3 separate regions of the Homo sapiens genome follow, and regions 1 and 3 are each linked to region 2. Evidence: chromatin contacts called from ENCODE Hi-C data. All regions are on one chromosome and are shown on one strand. The core of a region is the stretch at or near the end of the contact, and the rest is flanking DNA. Distances in the headings are between cores, read along the strand shown.

Region 1 (2,805 bases), core at 292-2,791, 1.2 Mb before region 2:
TGCCACATCCCCCTCTCCGAGAAACACCCAATAATGATCAATAAATACTAAGGGAACTCAGAGGCCGGCGGGGATCCTCTGTATGCTGAACGCCGGTTCCCTGGGCCCCCTTTTTTCTTTCTCTATACTTTGTCTGTGTCTCTTTCTTTTCCAAGTCTCTCGTTCCACCTAACGAGAAACACCCACAGGTGTGGAGGGGCGACCCATCCCTTCAGTGGACAGCGCTGCACAACTCAAAATGATACTGTATGGATACACTTAATGACTATAATGATCCTCAGCTTTTAAACACTAATTCCAAAACTCCTAAAATGAACTGTTTGGAACCAATATGATCACTTCAAACTAAATGTTAATTTTACCAAAAGCCCCTAACATCGATACCAAAATATATCAGAGAATTCAAAAGCATTCAATTATGGTCAAACCATCTGGAATAAAGAAGACAGCACTGGCAAGACAAGCCTTGGCATACCTTAGACAGAAGATACATATGGAGATGAAAAACAGGGAGAAAATGAAGGATTAAGATAACCCTGATTTCAACTCCAAGAGGAATCATTTTGTCACAGAAAAACTAAACAAAGTCCCTCTATTTTTAAACTGGGTGACTGAAGTGGAAAGAGAAATGAGAACACATTTGGGGAAATCAGGGATTGAAATCTCAACAGCATTGAAGCTAACTTTCCATAACAAACAATTTCCAAAAATAAGGCTGGCACAAAACTATGCTGGGATTTGTACCAGGCGTGTCTAAAGGCGCTAGTCGCTGTGACTAGAGAGGCTGAGCAGAGAATGAGACCTAGACAGCGGAAAGTTCAGAATGAAAGAAAATCTAGGGTATTTCTCTGGACAACTAATTCACATTTTAGAGAAAAACTGGGACACTCACTCTCCCTCCCAAGTAAAATGATTAACTAAAAATGAATTCCCCGGGTTGCTCTGGGGCAGCAGAGGTCCGCCCTGGGTGCTAATGCTAATCGCCACCCCAGTAGGGATCCACCCTTTGCCAGCAGCCCGCTGGGAACCCAGACAGCGCCCACTCACGGTGGGAGCAGCTAGTGTCTGAAGGCATTCGAAGCAAAGGCAAAATACACGAAGATCTCTCTCTCCGAAGCTAAATGTCTAAATACGCTCTCGAAATCGTAGGACCCATGGGTGGCTGACCTTGAAGTTATTTTCTCAGAGCTCGGCTCTGGGTGCAGGCCCGAGAGCAATTTGCGTTAGAAGTACTAGAGGAGGTGGGGAAAACAGAAGGGGCGAGAGCCGAGGGCCCCTCGATACGAAGTCAGTGACCCCGAAGCCCTACGGAGCGCACCGGAGCGGCTGGGGGGGACGGGAAAAGGGGTCTCTAGGATCCCCGAGCGCTTGGCCTCCACACCCATGGGTCCTTTCCCTGCCCAGGCACAGGATAAACAGTTATCAGCAAAACGTGAGGGGCCAGTTCAGATCTCCGGAGGGCCGCAGGCACCAACTCCCAGTCCCACTGAAGTCACCTCAGCAACAGCGCAGCCATCTTGGGTTCCGGTCTGGACGGAAGTGACGCCAGGCGGCCCCGCCACCCGAGGGCGGAGGCGCGCCGGCTGGGGGTCGGGGTTGGGGGTGTCATGTGACGAGAGTCTCTTTAAAAGGCTCTGGAGCTTCTCCGCTCAGCTCTGCCTAGCTGGTTTGCTGGTTGTTTTCTGGTTTTTTAGTCTCCTCCTCCGCCTCCTGCAGCCGACTTCTACCGGAATTTGCCAGGATTTCGGCAGAAACGCCGCTGGCTCAAAATCTGCAGTCTACGTTCCACCTGCGTACATATTCATTTTGTATCGCACTCCCAAACAGCAAACGGCGGACTTGTTTAGATTCTTCCTTAAGGACTTCGCAGTCTGTTGCGTTCCCCCTGCCTCCCAGGTCGGCCTAAAAACGTGGTGGTTGGCCGGTTGAGACCCCGAAGAGAAAAGATACTTTGGGTTCCCTCCCTTTCTAATACGAAGCTTTAACCAGACAGATACATAAATTGTGACCTAAGTTGGGGAGTGTGTAGAGGGGCCTCGAGAAGACCTTGCGGACCACCATTCCCGAAAACGAGGAGCCTCATCTAACCACCTCGATTAGACCCCACAATTCCTGGGTTTGAGCTGCCACATGGACCAGGCGCCCACTAGCCGAGGACAATGCTCCCTTGTTCGTTGTTTCAGCGCTATGTGGGTGACACCCACAGCTAGAAGAACCCGGAGTGAGGGGAAGAACACGCTTTGATTTATATATGTGTATATATATATATACAGTTTTAGGGAACCCAAGCACAGGAATCAACTGCCGAGCACTCAAGACTGAAGAAAGAAGAAGAGCAAATGATAAAGGAAGGGAACAGAGCACAAAAGTTCTTGACTCTTGTGGGGAGTAGGGTGGAGAGGAGTAAAAGGGACAGGCTAGAGCAACTCCTATTTCTACAAAAAAAATACTCAATTATATTAATATTCAGATCTTATGTATATTTAGCATCCCTGCACTTCAGGATTTAAATAGCACAAATTCACTTATTTCTGCATCAGATGAATAATACTACTTTGCATTTCTATAATGCTTGACAAAGCACATTCGTACACTTTAGGATTGAAAGAGGCTCTCTAATCCAATCTACTATCTATGCAGGGATCTCCTCTGCAACACCCATAACAGCTGATCTTCAAGACTCTACCCCCCCATATTCAATGATGGGTACCTCAAACAACAAGTTTTATTTAATGAACAACTTATTCGTTAGTTATTATATTTAAATACAGTTTTGTGCTATCGAAATTCCAGTCATTGACTTGG
Region 2 (2,700 bases), core at 201-2,700:
AAAGGGGGGTGAGTGAGTGGGAGGGAAGGGGGATGAGAGGGGAGAGGGAGGATGTTGGAGGGTAGAGGGTGGTAAATGGGCTCTGGGGTCACCTCCCACTGACAGCCACTCTGACAGCCTTGGCTTTGCAAACCTGGCCATCTCTTCTCCCCATTCTGGTCTCATCCTTCCTGCCCCTGCCCACTTCCCATCTTTACAGTTCAGGAAGAGACAGAGCACCTGGGAAGGGTGCCTCCTCCATTCTCCCACCTCCAGGGCAAGCCCCACTCTTCCTAGAACAGAGCAATGTTCATCTCTTCCCACTGTCACTGAACATAGAGACTCCTTCACCTAAATGCCAGGTCTAAACTAAGCCTCTTAGGAAGCAGTTCAAATAATAATTCAAAACCTAAAACAAAATAATCCTTATCTCCCATTTTGTGTTAGTTTCCTGTGCCAAACACTTTATGTACATTACCTATCATCACAATAACCCTTTGGGTGATGTGATCAACCTCAATTCAATTTGCAGAGGAGAAAACTGAAGTTGAAGGAGGTTAAACAACTGGGCTAGGATCACCCAACCCAGAAATGACGTCACATGGACGGCCCCCTCTCCTAATCCATTTTTCTTTTGGTTTTGCCCTCTGAGGGGGTGAAAAACAGGTCTCCAGTGACCTTCTGGATCCTGGAAGCGCCCTTCAGCTCAAACCCTTCGCATTCAGGAACTCCTGGCTTCCGCCAACCCCTACTTCAGCAGGGTTTGCAGCGAGGACTATGGCTCAGAGCAAATAACTGAATTCTAAATGCGTGGTCACAGTCACCTCGCCAATCCCAGGGACCCTGCACCCAACTCTCCAGGAAAGGCTGGCAGGTGCGGGGTGGAATGCGCTCTGTGCGAGGGTGGGTGGGAATTTCGATGCGCAGAGGTGCAGTTAGCTCACTCCTGCGGGGGCCTCGGGCGGAGCCAGGGCCAGGGGCGGGGCGAGGCCGGGGTCCAGGGCGGAGCCAGGATTGGAGGCTGACGTTAGCCCTGCGGGGACGGGGAAGGGGTGCGGCTTGGGACTGGGGCGGGGCCGGGGCCCGGGGAGGAGCCAGGATTGGAGTCCGACTGTAGTCCTGGTGGGGCGGGGCGGGGGAGGGGCCGGAACTGGGGCTGGGCCGAGGCCCGGGGCGGATCCAGGGCTGGAGTCTTGGCGGGGCGGGGCGGGGAGGGGCGGGGCCGGGGCGGGGCTGGGACTCGATGCGACTCAAAGGTGAGTTTCGAGGGGCGGGGCGGGGCCGGGGCCAGGTGCGGAGCAAAGGCCGGAGTCTGGCGGGGGTGGGGCAGGCAGGGCCAAGGCTGGGTCCGGGGCGGGGCGGGCCTAGACGGGGCGGTGGAAGGGGCGGTGCCGGGGCGGGCCGGGGCGAGAATGGTTTCAGAACTGCCGAGGGCTGGAGGGAAAGCAGCGGGAGGGGCGGAGGGAGGGGATTCGGCAGCTCCAGTTCAGCTCGCTCGGCGCACCCACGCCTCGCTGCCCCGCTTCCTGCCCTCAACCTGGGCATGCGCCCCCCACCCTTCCGGCCCCCCAGAACCCGCGCCATCCCCCGGAGCCTCCCCAGAGCTGGCCGCGCAGGATGGGCGCCCTCAGGCCCACGCTGCTGCCGCCTTCGCTGCCGCTGCTGCTGCTGCTAATGCTAGGTAAGCCAGGCCCCCGTTCCGGTTCCCGGCCCTGCCGGGCAGGTGCCTGCCATCCAGCACCCCCCTAGCATTTCGGGGCTCCTCACATCCTCCTCCGTCAGGGGTACCTCCAGCCTCCCCGGGGTCGGCGTCCAGCTGCGCTTTGTGGCTGTCCGCCGAGCCAGTCTTGGGAAGAGTGCAGGCTCCCCAGCTCTAAGCCAGGGACTGGGGCGTAGAGAGGACCCACTAAGGTGCTGCCCCAGGCACTGCTCGGCCTCCCGGGGCAGGCCACACATCTCAGCTAGCATACCCACGTACTGGGGTCGCTGCACCAAATGCTGCGACTCCTTTCTGCCCCACACTCAGCTCCAGGCCTGGCCTTGGGTGCCCGCCCTACGAGGGCAGTGCCTGCCCAGCTTCATAATTGCCCCAGAGTTGGCTGGAGGCCCAGAGGCCAGTTCTGCCCACGATCTTTGAAGTAAGTCTCTCCCAGTTGCGCTCCACGCACTTCATCAACTGGGGGCAGTTCCCTCTCTCACCCCCATCTCCACCCTGGGTTGGGTCCCTCTTTGCCCTTCTTCCTGTCTCCCAAATGGCACTTGGCTCTGCAGCCACCCATCAGTTTTCACACCGCTTAGTTCCAGCTTCCTTGCCTCAGGAGAAACCAGGTTCCATGGAGACTGATCCTGGGATCTCCAAGCACCTTGTGCCTGCTGTGGTGGGTGTTCATGGTGGGGTGTTCTGGGCCAATCTTGCATGGATGCATGGGGATAATGACAGTGGAATTGTTTTTGGCCTGAACTGGAGGGCTCCCTGTAGGAGGTGGTCTGGGGAAGAGTATGGCATGGAGACAGTGAAACTGCCAGTACAGATGTTGATGAGGCTGAAGCCCTTGAAATGAGAGTGAAGCGTGGGGGTGGGGATGGTGACTTCAGAGCTGCTGTCGTCAAGGCAGAGGCTGAAGGTAGCCCCAGCTGCCTGTTTCTAGACCAGAGCTCCACAGTGGCACCAAGCAAAGCCTTCCCCTGCTGCAGGTCCCTGGGCCCTGCAGGGTTAGGATG
Region 3 (2,717 bases), core at 158-2,657, 1.7 Mb before region 2:
AAATACTTCATGTCAAGAGTTTAACAGGGTCCCTGACACAAAGAGCTAAATAAATGGTTACTGTCACTAATGCATTTGGCTTGGGAAAATGGGAATAAAAAATCTTAAGTTTTCCAGCAACTCTTAAAAAATCTACCCAAGGATTAAAATAAATCTCCAATAGAATATAGTTTTAGAGAACATCTGTCCTTGAAACAATTAAATGACTTTGTTCAATAAAAAGTTGAGATTCCTTCCACTCCTGCTATTGAGAATGCTGATCCAAGGGAGAAAGATAAACTGGGTTCCCCCCAGTTCCAAGGCTGATGAGTGGTGTAGGCTCACTAGCGGGCCCATTTGGGAACCTACACAATCCCAAATTCATATTGGAACCTAAGAACAATATTACTATTATATCTTGCAATCAAGAGGAGAATAAAAGTCTCCTCTAAATACTTAGATAACAAAGTTTCTTCATTCTCATTTCCACTTCATCCCATTCCACCCTTCCTGACCACCAAAACCAAACAAAATATCCATTAACAAGAAAATTAAGAGCTGTATCTGGAGAGCAGTCAGGATTACACCATAAGTATTAGGTGTAGCTAAGCAGGGACCCGAGGTCAGGTGCTTGGGTGTTTTGCTTTTCTGCCAAGACGGACATCAGGCTTAAACCAATAGTAAAAGCTGTAAGATTAGAATTTCTTGTATATAACCACATTCTCTCATATACACCAAACACACAAAAACCCACTCCATTGTGCTCACCGCCCACATTTCACACTCAGGAAATAGCTTGTAGCCTTTTTGGCGGTCCCAGCCATTTTGCTCTAAACCTCCTAAAGACGTCCAGTGTTAGCCACACAAAAAGATCACCCGGTACTTCCCCAGTGGGAATAGTGAAAAACGACAGTTAACTCCAGTTAGACAATATTCTACTCTCCCTGTGGCCAGGACAGAAGCCGAACGATACTCCCAGACTCTTCCAGGGGCACGAACAGGAGTGACGAGGGGCCTCACTCCCCAGGCAGGGTTGGTCCACACCTGTCACCACGAGTGGGCGGAAGTAGGGAGGAAGAAACCTTTAGACGCGAACCCGAGCCACCCTGGTACATTCTCAGATCCCACTCACCCCAATCTTCATCCAGCCTGTGAAAGAGTCCCGGGCTAAAAGGTGACTCCATGGTGCCGGCAACCCCAGCCGGCTCCCCCATTTCACAAGTTCCTTCTCCCTGGAACTCCGTGATTAATATCTGGGACGGCGGCGGCAGGCGGACAAAATACTCCGTAACGCTGACGAGACGGTGGCCTAGTAAAGACAAACTACTTTTGCCGCACGAGGGATTTGTACGACACAGGAAAACGTCAGAGACTAAGCAAATTTGAATAGACCTCTGAGTAAATATTTCCCTTTTGGAGTTTTCAGGACTTTCTGTCCCGCTGTTTTATGGGGAAGGCGGGGGAAGACACGCAGACATCAATTCGACTAAACAAAGTTTATCAATAATATTAAAAATAAAAAGTAAAGCCCCTTTCTGAACATTATGGCTTATTCCTTGATTATCCTTCTTAATGCCACAGCGTGGCTATCTCAGAACAAAATTAGAGACTAACAGTAAATTTACTTTAATTTTTACGAATAATTCTCTATCAATGTAAAAATTTTTCATATACGCGTGTATGAAAGAAAAACACTACTATTTTTCCACATTCGTGAAAACTGCTTAACTGGGACAGTAACCGAGGTAAGTGGTACTATAAAACATACTTCTAGAAAGACTACTTTTATTTAAATAAATTGAAACAAAGCAAATATAAAAAGATAAACCCCCCAAATTTATCTCCTAAAGATAAATTTCTAAAGCATAGTATTTAGTCAAAGTCCAAGCGAGTCTACCCTAAGACCTACAGTAATCGAAGTTCCCAATATTTGTATTACTAAAGATTCGGGTTTTATTTAAAGGAAAATCACATACATCACGAACTCCAACTGAAAATATGAACTGAGTTTGATAAAGCAGTTTCAAGAACGCTACTTAAGAGAATTTCTTTTTCATCCATTTTAAATTTCAGCGGCCAGTGAATATTTAAAATACTGTAACCGACGAATACGTATGCTTCTAGGACCACGTGGAATCTTTCCCATGGTAGGTAAGCAAAACAAATGTGCTTCCCAGAACCCTCCAAACTGCTCGTGGGTATATTACTACAGATTACATAATGCAGCAGCGTTCCGGGACGCAAGCCCAGAAAAAGATAATTAAATCCCCTTACGTCAGATGTAACTACTTTTGTCATTAGAAAACTAATAAATTTTCACTTAAGGTGAAATTTATAACACTTTAATTCTCACCCAATTACAAATTCAAAAATTGACATAAAAAACTAAAATAAGGCCGGGCGCGGTGGCTCACGCCTGTAATCCCAGCACTTTGGGAGGCCGAGGCGGGCGGATCACGAGGTCAGGAGTTCGAGACCAGCCTGGCCAACATAGTGAAACCCTGTCTCCACTAAAAATACAAAAAGTTAGCCAGGCGTGGTGGCGGGCAAGTAGCTGTAATCCCAGCTACTCGGGAGGCTGAGGCAGGAGAATCGCATGAACGCGGGAGGCAGAGGTTGCAGCGAGCGGAGATCGCACCACTGCACACCAGCCTGGTCGACATTGCGAGACTGCGTCTCAAAAAAAAAAAAAAAAAAAAAACCTAAAATAAAATAAAATCATCGAGTCTTCTGTATCC

Evidence for each region. A loop is a pair of places that touch in the nucleus more often than their neighbours do. Pooled maps may share reads with other maps.
Region 1: a pooled map shows a loop between it and region 2 (7-fold over the local background). The contact joins the promoter of SDHC here to the promoter of IGSF8 in region 2. A Hi-C loop is called at or near these places in 8 of 50 pooled maps.
Region 3: a loop to region 2 is called in a pooled map, with 4 times the contacts of the local background. The contact joins the promoter of ATF6-DT here to the promoter of IGSF8 in region 2. A Hi-C loop is called at or near these places in 8 of 50 pooled maps.

The regions. Positions count from the first base shown.
Region 1 is chr1:161,313,117-161,315,921 of GRCh38, reverse strand. SDHC (succinate dehydrogenase complex subunit C) reads right to left here and starts at 1,541. Exons shown (of 6, transcript NM_003001.5): 1 at 1,497-1,541. The coding sequence starts at 1,516. RefSeq lists silencers at 1,491-1,560, 1,591-1,650 and an enhancer at 1,202-1,965.
Region 2 is chr1:160,097,369-160,100,068 of GRCh38, reverse strand. It overlaps IGSF8 (immunoglobulin superfamily member 8), which reads left to right and starts at 1,450. Exons shown (of 7, transcript NM_052868.6): 1 at 1,450-1,660. The coding sequence starts at 1,597. RefSeq lists a silencer at 866-1,695 and an enhancer at 2,262-2,700.
Region 3 is chr1:161,764,837-161,767,553 of GRCh38, reverse strand. It overlaps ATF6-DT (ATF6 divergent transcript), which reads left to right and starts at 1,407. Exons shown (of 3, transcript NR_187280.1): 1 at 1,407-1,724; 2 at 2,053-2,130. ATF6 (activating transcription factor 6) reads right to left here and starts at 1,234. Exons shown (of 16, transcript NM_007348.4): 1 at 1,112-1,234. The coding sequence starts at 1,193. LOC124904444 (a long non-coding RNA gene) reads right to left here and starts at 1,105. Exons shown (of 2, transcript XR_007066695.1): 1 at 748-1,105. RefSeq lists enhancers at 1,227-1,306, 1,337-1,416.